2 separate regions of the Homo sapiens genome follow, and region 1 is linked to region 2. A link is a loop called in an ENCODE intact Hi-C map of the cell type or tissue named here. Cell type or tissue: gastrocnemius medialis. All regions are shown on one strand.

Evidence for each region. Peaks named below come from ENCODE experiments on the same cell type or tissue, not always from the same donor. Only the 100,000 strongest peaks of a DNase experiment are listed, where the experiment ranks them.
Region 1: a loop joins it to region 2, with 2.5 times the contacts of the local background. A loop is called at or near these places in 3 of 110 quality-filtered maps.

The regions. Positions count from the first base shown.
Region 1 is chr9:36,072,754-36,077,753 of GRCh38, reverse strand. The region is part of intron 6 of RECK (reversion inducing cysteine rich protein with kazal motifs); the gene reads right to left. Among named protein-coding and RNA genes, the nearest start is that of RECK, 38 kb to the right of the region's middle. In gastrocnemius medialis, no CTCF peak of the experiment used is centred here; a DNase peak (open chromatin) is centred at 2,673.
Region 2 is chr9:36,006,547-36,011,546 of GRCh38, reverse strand. No RefSeq gene overlaps it. Among named protein-coding and RNA genes, the nearest start is that of RECK, 28 kb to the left of the region's middle. In gastrocnemius medialis, CTCF peaks have their summits at 2,409 and 2,614 (motif pointing left); a DNase peak (open chromatin) is centred at 2,596; H3K27me3 peaks cover 195 bases.

The DNA of each region.
Region 1 (5,000 bases), 66 kb before region 2:
GAGTTCAGAGATGTTCTTCAAGCATCTCTTATTTCTCTTGATGTTCATTAATAGACCTTTTGTGCCTAAGTTTACCTGAATTTGTTGAACTAATCTTTTCTATTTTCACATGGCAGCATCATGTGAAAATTACCATTAACCACTAACACTTTAGTGTTAATACCATCTTGCCTCTTTACCCATTTTAAGGTTCAAAAGAATGTTCCTTCATTCCAGTATACCAGCATTTGATGAATAAATTCTGTTACACCTATCATGATTTAATAGACTGATCATATCTCCCTCTTTGATGAATGACTCCTAAATTTACTATATGTAACTCTATCTTTTTACCACTTTAATACTGCTGATTAGTCTGAGAGGGCTTAGGACATACACATAATGAGTTATAGGATTAACTTAATAGTTTCTTCATTTCTTACGTCAGCCTGTCTTGAAGTCTTAGCTAGTCAATTTTTAAGTCTTTCAAAAGTCTGCCATCTGACTTTTGAAAGGTAACTTTCTGACTTTTGGAGGTAACTGAGGGTTCGTATTCACTCCTATGGAGCCTCTTTTGACCTGCTTACCAATACCACACCCAATGTGCCCCCATATAACTGCTCCCTCTCCCTCCCCTACTCATGTTAGTCAAGAATAGGTCAAAACTATAGGGGTGCTGAGGTGAGGATCTACCATAACCTCAAAGATGCAAAGAACATGTCAGCATACTGGAGTTGACAGGGTCTCAAGAGAACTTCAAATCCAAAAGCTGTCACTATCTAGTTGGAGAGCCAGATATGTATAAGCAAGCAAAGGGCAGAGCCAGGGCTGGAACCCAGACTGCCCTGCCAGTGCTCTTCCATGACACTGCACTGAGAATAGTCTGGGTTGTTTTTCTCAATGCAGCCAATGCAAGGTTGAATGTTTGTTCACAGAGTAATCTATTTAACCAGTCCCCTATTTTTAAAATCAGCTCCTTAAATTGTAACCAAAAAAGGTCACCATTTTCTTGAGGTTAATATTATTTTCCTTAAAAATATTTTGATCCTAAAAAAATTATTTTTGATCCTAAAATCTTTCCTCTGGTAGCTGCTCTCAATAACTAGTTCCCTGCCCTACTCTCGCGATTAAATTCCTGAATATTTGACAATTAGTACTCCCAAGCTGGTAGATGTCAGCTCCAATATATTACTAGGTGGGGGTGTGTTAGGATGGATTCAGGAAGAGGGAATTCCAGGTAGTACAAGCCCTTTGATCCACTGTTGGGAGCATATGAACTGTGGGCAAACCTGGCACAAAAACAGAGTAAATCAAAGTTGAGGGAACCCTATGTGATCCTTCATGCCACACTGGTTTTCCTTTTGGTGGGGAAGACCCTTTGGGTGCACCTGGGAAGTAGACTCTGCTGGTCCAACCTCTAGCCCAGAAGTTCGCTCTGCAATTTATTTTCTGCCACTTCAGTGACCCTTTTCTATTGATTTTTAAAATAGGAAACTGGTTAAATAGATTAATCTATGAACAAACATTCAACCTTGCTTTGGGTGCATTCAGAAGAGAGAAATCCAAATAGTCCATTGCAATACAGTGAGACCAGACTATTCTCACAACGCAGTGTCATGGAAGAGCACTGGTAGGGCAGTCCGGGTTCTAGCCCTGGCTCTGCCCTTTGCTTGCTACGTATATCTGGCTGTCCAATTTGATTTGGCTTTTGGATTTGAAAAAAATGGTTCATTCCTCCATTTGTCCACTTGTTTCAATCCTTTCTCTGTCCACTGCCCTTTTACTACTGACTACTCCAGCTCTCTCTCATTTTCATCAATGATAAAGATGATGACAACAAAACACTGATCATATGAATCTTGTAAAAAAAAATTACAGGTTTGAATTTTGGATGATTTAGTTACTTTTGGACAAAGACCCAAAAGAGCACATTTTATTAACTGTTATGTTAATGTTTTATATGCCCAGTACTTTCTACTTAACTATGCTATTACTTAAAAGTAAAGGGGCTACTTTGTTTCTAAGGCCTCAATAAATAAAAATCTGTTTCCTTTTCACAGATGGGTTGAAATTTCTTCCAGTTTAAAGTTTCACATTTCATAGAAGAAATCCAGCTTATGAAATGCTAAGTAGGAGAGGTTAAATATAACTGTTCTTTAAAAACATAAATGTTTTTAAACCTCTACAAGGTGTTTTTTCCTTGTGGATACCATGAATGTCAAAAAGTATAGATGACTAGAATATGTAAGGAGTTTAATGTCATGACTTGGAAATATCACTAAACAAGTGATTATTAAATTTCTTCAGCCTTCCAAATAATGTGTCATTTCAACAGATATGCAAATAAAAATGAACACTCAAAACAGAAATGAGCTTTATAGGTCTAGACTGCTCAGAAAAATTTGCTCATTATCACCACAGGGCACCCAACCAGCTGGAAGCAAATTCACTGGCAAGTAACATCTGCAGAGAAACACAAGGTCTAGAAGACAGCCTAGCACAGAGTATGTGCTTGTGGTGAACTGACTACAGTAATGGCCCCAATTTTTCACATTTCCTTATATCTATTTATTGTACAGTAACTCTGGCCTTAGCCATGTGACTTGCCTTGCTTTGGCCTAGTGGACACTAGCAAGCTTGGAGTAAGCAGTTGCCCGAACTACACTTGCATGTTTCCACTTTCTCTCTTGGACTCCTGCCACCACCACGTGAACATGCCTGAGCTAGTCTGCTAAAGGGAGGGGAAAACATGGAGAAGATCTGAGCTGACTTAGCCAAGGGCTTCCTAAAGCAGGCAGCCCCAGGCTGACCTGCCATCTGATTGTAGACAGATGAGTGTGCCCAGCTGGAATCAGCTAAGCCTGGCCAGAGCAGAACTGCCTAGTAAGCCCTTAGATTTGTGAGAAATAATAAATTGTTACTGTTTTAAGCTATGGAGTTTTGGGATGGTTTACTATACAACATTATTGGGATAATAGATAGTACTCAGAATGAAAACATTCTCCACAGTACAGTAGAAAATGAGCACTTTCTCCATGCATTCCAAGAGTGTAAGACATTTACACAGAGTTTCCACGTAAAGCTGATATACTGTGTTACAAAGAACCTTGAATAATTCTGTTCTCCAGAGTGGGAAAAAGTCTATAAAATTTTTCTATCTATAAAAGTACTGACTGTAGCACTTTGTTACAGGCAACAGCTTTCTGCTCATCCTTTAAGTCTTACCTGCTCTGTGAAAGACTTCCCCATTTCCCTAGGCAGGGTTTTTTCCTCCAGGCTCCAATACATTCTAGCAATGTACTTGTCTCACTGTATTGTAATGGACTATTTGGATTTCTCTCTTCCCATGGACTATGAGCTTCTTGCAGACTAAATCCTTTCATTTTTGTACCCTGAGAACAATGCCTGATACATATTAAATATATTGGTTCAGTGTGTATCAGTTCAATGAATGTTAAGTGAATGAATGACAGAGACAAAGATAATTATATGAACTCTGTCCCAGGAACTCAGGGATTAGTTTAAAAAGAGACATGTAAACATAGTTATGCTATAGAGCGACAAATGCTATAATAAAGCATGCAAAGGGCTTGGAAGTAGTGATCAATTTTATGTGTGTGGAGAGAAGATGAATGGGCAGGAAAGGCTTTAAAGTGGTACCATTTAAACCAGGATTTAAGGCAAAGGTTACTCTAGTTCAATAGAGGTAATGATGTTCTGGAACCAGCTTTTTTTGTGGGGGGTGGTTGTGGAGAAAATCTGGATTTGCAGTATTTGCTGATGTTCACGCTGCAAATACCTCCACCCATGGCTGATTTTAAGTTACAAGCTGGCTTGCAAAATCCCTGAATATTTAACAAGCAGTACTCCCTAGCTGGTAGGGAGCTGGTATTGCCAGCTCCAATATACTATACTTTTTGTTCCAAGATTCAGAAGAAGGAATTCCAGGTGGAACAAACAATTTGTACAACTACAACTAACAAATAAAACAACAGGGTCAATCTGGGAAACTATAAGTAGCATGCTGCTTAAATGTAACAGAGAGAAGAACCAGGAGCTAGACTGAGAAAAGCTTGGGATACTGGGCTGAGGAGCATGAGCTGTGTTCTACAGGGAAGCAACTGAAGGGTTTAAGGAAGGTAGTGACATGGATCAAATTTGGTCTTTAAAGAGATTAATCTAGAAGTGGATATAGTAGATAAGAGGAGAAATTAGACACAGGAAAACTAGTTTGGCAGCTATTATAGGTATCCAGAAAAGTGGCAGAAAGACCTAAGCTAAGGCAATACCTGAGGATCTGAAAGGGAGACTGATTTAAGGTACATTTAGAAGGCAACTCTTTAGGCTTGAGAGACAGTAATTTGCAGGAGGTGATGAGAAAGAGGAAAGAGTAGACAATACCTCTCAGGCATTTAAGTTGATGTGCCTGGAAGGATCATATTGGTACAACCAAACAAGAAATGCAAGAAAAATCATAAGTTTTGTTTTGGGATGGATGTGTGTGTGTGTGTGTGTGTGTGTGTGTGTGTGTGTCTGTGTGTGTCTGTGTGTGTCTGTGTGTTGCTGTTTAGGGGTGGAAGGGAGGGAAGGGGAGGCAGAAAAGGTAGAGAAAGTAATAATCAATTTGGTTGATTTAAAATCAATCAATTTTGGTTTGATTGTTTGTTGTTCCAAGGGAACATCAAAAGTACATGTATCCAATAGTGTTCAGGAGCTCAAAAAAAAAAAGGTTAGCAATGAAGATTCTGAAGTTGTCAGCATATAAGAACAATTAAATCTATGGGAGATGAGATTGCTTAAGGGGAAAACCTTGGCCACTTAAGATGAGACCAGGTCGCAATCTAATCTGATTTGATCAAATTCCCTTTTGGAATCATCTCGTTCAGGTGACTTCTGAGAAGAATGAACTGGAAAAGGAAATACACTAGCAGCAAGGAGACTAAATAGGAGTTACTCCCTTCCCCCAACTACAAAACAAATACGACAAACCAAAACAACATACAAAGTTTAATACTATCTTA
Region 2 (5,000 bases):
GCTTCTCAAACTATGATTTGTTCTGGACCAGTAAAAAACTTGTAGGCAACTGAGCACTACAGTTTTATTAGAACTGTATCTAAAATACTTACAAACTTCCCAGATATCTATCTTTCCAAGAGCTCTCAGTAATCCAACCCCCTCCTCTGTTGTTGCAGCGATGCTTCCTGCCTCACGAGCTCCGAGATACTCCTATGTTGGTGGTTAGCACATTATAGCTGTGACCAAGTCAGTGCCATAATAATTCAGGTCAGGTTAACAGATATTTGTTGAGCGTCTACTCTGGGCCAGGCATAATTCTAGGTGCTGGGAACAAAGAGCTCAAAATCTAGTGGGGAAATAGTCATGCAAACAAATGCTTTCATCATCATCATCATCATCAACCATAACAATTACTTGAATGCTAAGGACAACAGGTCTTAGGGTCTATTTAGTAATTGCCCCCTTTCTAATGCAGAAAGCCCCTTACCACATTCCTGATAGTCCTAGAACCTAGATTTGACTATCTGAGTGATGTGAGGTTCTTTATCTCCTGGTAAGGCTCACTTCATTTTGAAGTAGTTACCCTGTGATATTGAGCTGAAATCTGTCTCCTTGCAACTTCTACCTGGCCTTGTCTTCTGGAGCCCCTAAAGGCAGTTAATCTCTCTTACACACAACTGCCTAAATATCTAGAAATAGTATGGTTTCAGCACGAAGATAAATAAGAATAAATCTCCCTTTTTCTCTTAAGGTCTTAAAAAAGTAGATATATCTCTTAGAGGCAAATGTATCAACCAGGAGCTCGCTACAAAGGCTGACACTAAGAATGGTCCCCAAGCTTGAGGATGGCTGAGGTGCCCGAGACACGCTGCTGCTGGGATGTGTGTGTTGGGCAGTGTATCAGTCCCCAGCTGGGTTTCTCACTGTAGGCTGGCCAGCCAACTCTCAAGAACCTGCAGATCATATGAAGAAAATATTCCCTCTATGTCATCATTATCAGATTCAGAAACATGCTTATTATTATTGCCAGACTTTGTATCTAACTATGAAGTGAGAAAGAGCCCAACAGTTTTTATCAAGAAAGGACAACCAATCGTGAGAAGGACTACCAGCTGTATGGTCCCTGGCAAGCCCCCATTTCCTCAGCATGATGGCAGGGTGAGGCCAGATGATCTCAGACATTCTTGCAGGTTGAGGAGGTCTATTTGATTTTGTGAGAATAATATCATACCAATGAAACAGCTTCACATCTGCCCTCCTCAAGCCCCCATTCCATTACAATCAAGTCTGATGATAGAAATGTAACCATGCTGTTGATTAATGGGTGAAAATATATGGTTTGATCGAAGGAATAAGACCTAGTGTTCAATAGGTCAGGAGGGTGACTATAGTTTACAATAAGCTACTATACCTTTCAAGATGGCTAGAAGAGAATAATTCAAATATTTCTAGCATAAAGACAAATGTTTAAAGTCATGGATATCCCAACTACACTGACTTGATCCTTGCAGATTATATGAATGTATTAAATTATCACATGTACCTTAAAACCATGTATATCTATTATGTATCAATAATAGATATTATGTATCTATTATGTATATCTATTATGTATCAATTTATTTAAAAAATAAATATAGCCAATGCTAATGAAAATTGTGGAATTCCTTTCACCAAAACTTGCCCTTACTTTTATAAAAAAACATCATGAGCAAGAATGATCGATTTTCCAAGGTTTGGAAAGAGGCTACATGTCAGAAACAGTGACACTGGGTCTGAACGCCAGGGTGAGGGCTCAGGACATGTGACAGGTGAAGGGTCCTTTCTGCTTCTCCTGCCTCATGTGCTTGGGGCACAATCTCCAAAGGACTGGCCATCACCCTTAGAAGATAATTTAAATTGCAGTTTATTCTTTGGGACCATTGTAGACCCTGAAGTCATTTAAGGTTTGGAAAGTGAGTTGTACTCAGTTTAGAAACTTTCTATCCTTCTGGGATAACATCCCCAAGAACAAATTATGTTGGCAGCACTGGAGGAAGTCAGCTGTCTGCTTCTTCTCCCCCTTCTTCTCTCCCTTCCTCTTTCCCTTCCTTCTTTCCTTGTCCCCTTTCTTTCTTTCTGAACATCATAATCTCATTAACAGGGTCCAACAATCTGTGGGTTAGTGATTCCAGGATTCATTCAAAGCCCAGGTGCTTTCTCCTGTGCTGCAGCCGAGCCCCGTCACCCCCAGTCTGTGCTTACGCAGTGGCTTGGGGCATCTGACTGAAAGACCTTTACTCTCCCTCTAAATGTTCATCTCATTGGATTAAACACCTTGAAGCAACCTGCTGTGTTCTGCCTCAATCCTCACTGGGCACCCAAGTCACTGTCCTTTCAGCTTCCTGTCATCTGTGCACGTGCTCCCAGACCTCTTACGAGTCATGGACAGAATGTGACCCAGGACAGGGATGAGTCTAGAGAATGGGGACATTCCTTTATTCAGCAAACAATTATTGAGCGTATGCTCCATAAAAGGCAGAAATGTGTAGAGTAACCCAGGGTCCATGCCCTCTGGGAGTGCATCCTCTAGCGGCAAAAGGCAGAAATGTGCAGAGTAACCCAGGGTCCCTGCCTTCTGGGAGTGCACCCTCTAGTGGCGAGAAAGAGGCACATGAAAAAAATACAGTTGACCCTCGAACAGCGCGGGGATTAGGGCGCCGATCCCCATTGCAGTTGAAAATCCCCAAAACAACTACTAATAGCCTATTGTTAGACTGAATGCCTAATCGATAACATAAACAGTAGATAAACACATATTTTGTATGTTAAATGTATTATTATACTGTATTCTCATAATAAAGTAAGCTAGAGAAAAGAAAATATTAAGAAAATCATGCTGGGTGCAGTGGCTCATGCCTGTAATCCAGAACTCTAGGAAGCCGAGGTGGGTGGATCGCCTGAGTTCAGGAGTTGGAGACTAGCCTGGACAACAAAGTGAGACCCTGTCTCTACCAAAAATACAAAAATTATCCGGGTGTGGTGGCATGTGCCTGTGTCCCAGCTACTCCAGAGGCTGAGGAGGGAGGATGGCTTGAGCCTGGGAGGCAGAGGTTGCAGTGAAACAAGTTGGTGCCACTGCACTCCAGCCTGGATGACAGAGCTAGACCCTGTCTCTCTCTCTCTCTCTCTCTCTCTCTCTCTCTCTCTCTCACACACACACACACACACACACAAATCACAAGAAAGACAAAACATGTTTACTGTTCGTTAAGTGGAATGGGTCATCATAAAGGTCTTCATCCTCCTTGTCTTCACATTGAATAGGCTGAGGAGGAGAAGGAGAAGGAGGAGGGGTTGGTCTTGCTGTCTGAGGGTGGCAAAGGAGGAAGAGGTGGAGGAGGTAAAAGGGAGGCAGGACAGGCAAGCACATTCGGTGTAACTTTATAGAAATACATGGTAATTTCTGTCTGACTTTTTAGCTTTGGGAATTGATTAGCCTTTGGCTACATGGGACATAATCACTTCCTCTTTCATGACAGACAGTCTACAAGTACACAAGGGTAAAGAATATTTCCCAAAGCATGTTTGGCCATTGGGATGTCCTTTAGCGGTGATGTGGCAGAACTTGGAAGACTCTTCATGCTCCCTAGTGTACACCAGGCAGATGGCAAAGATTGAATTCAGGAGGGAAGTCAATGAACCTGATGCCCTGAAGGAAATGTTTCAGAGTTGGTAGAGTGTTCTAAGATTTCTGAGGCCAAATACAAAAGTAAAGATGTAAAACTTCTTTGTATAAAAGATAAGCAGAACTCCAGCTAATATGTCAATATCTGACATATCTGTCCTAATTGGAACAAGCTTTTTACCAACTCAGGAAGCTTGCAGAGAACAATGATTCCCATCACTGTGGCTCCTAAGTGGAGAGAGAGAACATAAGGATGTTTCTCAAAGCTCCAATATTCTGCAGGGATCATCTAAGACATTAGAATTTACTGTGGACCCAAGGGGTATGATTCTAGAGACCTGTGAGTAGTCACAGAATGAAAAAAGGAAGTGAGGAAGAAGCTAACCATGACAACAAAGTGTTTTCAGTTCAAGAATGAGATACAGAGTAAGTTCAGGAAACCGAGCTCACTAGTCATCATTTTGATTCCTGCTCTTTGCCACTATGATCATAAAGGCTAACTCTACTATGGAAAAATGAGGGACATAGTTGAAAGAACTATTGACAAATAATGTTACCACTGAGTTTCCATCCAGAATGAAAATAATGAATGCAGATGAGTTCTGGAACATGAATTAGACAAACTAAGGGGGATTCAAACATCAAGATTCAAGTTCACGATTCACCAGGAAGCCTATTAGCATTTCATCTCGTAAATGGATACCACCAGATCCTTGAGGCTGAAGAGAAAAAGAGTTACAAAACCACTTATAAGTGCACACACACATTATGCATATGGATATGTGAATAGAGCTATGCACATGGACACACCCAGAGAAAATAAATGACACAAGTTAATTTCCAGAGTTCAGAACAAAACTGGACATCCCAGGGAAGGAAGCTTTTAAAGTTTAGAGGAGAGAGAGTTCTATGGGCAGAAATTGCCATGGGAAATTTCCTGGAGGAGATGATTCTTTGCCAGGTAAGCCAAAGGGATCTCTGACACATTGACAGACACACAGTGTTCACAGCAGGTAGTAGAAGGAGTAATGTGCCCAGTTCAGAGCCGTATCTTCAGTGTAGCTGCACTTATCTACAGTGATTTATTGTCCTTCTGTCTCTGAAGGGCTGATACTCAAAAGAGGAAGTGATTATGTCCCATGTAGCCAAAGGCTAAGCTAACACCCAGGCTATAAGTGCAGGGAGATAAGCAGACTTTGACCCAGGATGAGAAAATACTTGTTGAACACTAATGTCCTCTGGCAATAGGAAAGACTTTTGAGGAAGTAGAGGGCTCCCTTTCACTGAACCATTGTTTTCTAGATATTTTACCTCTTTCTTTCCTTGGCTTCTTCCTCATACTTCATAACCG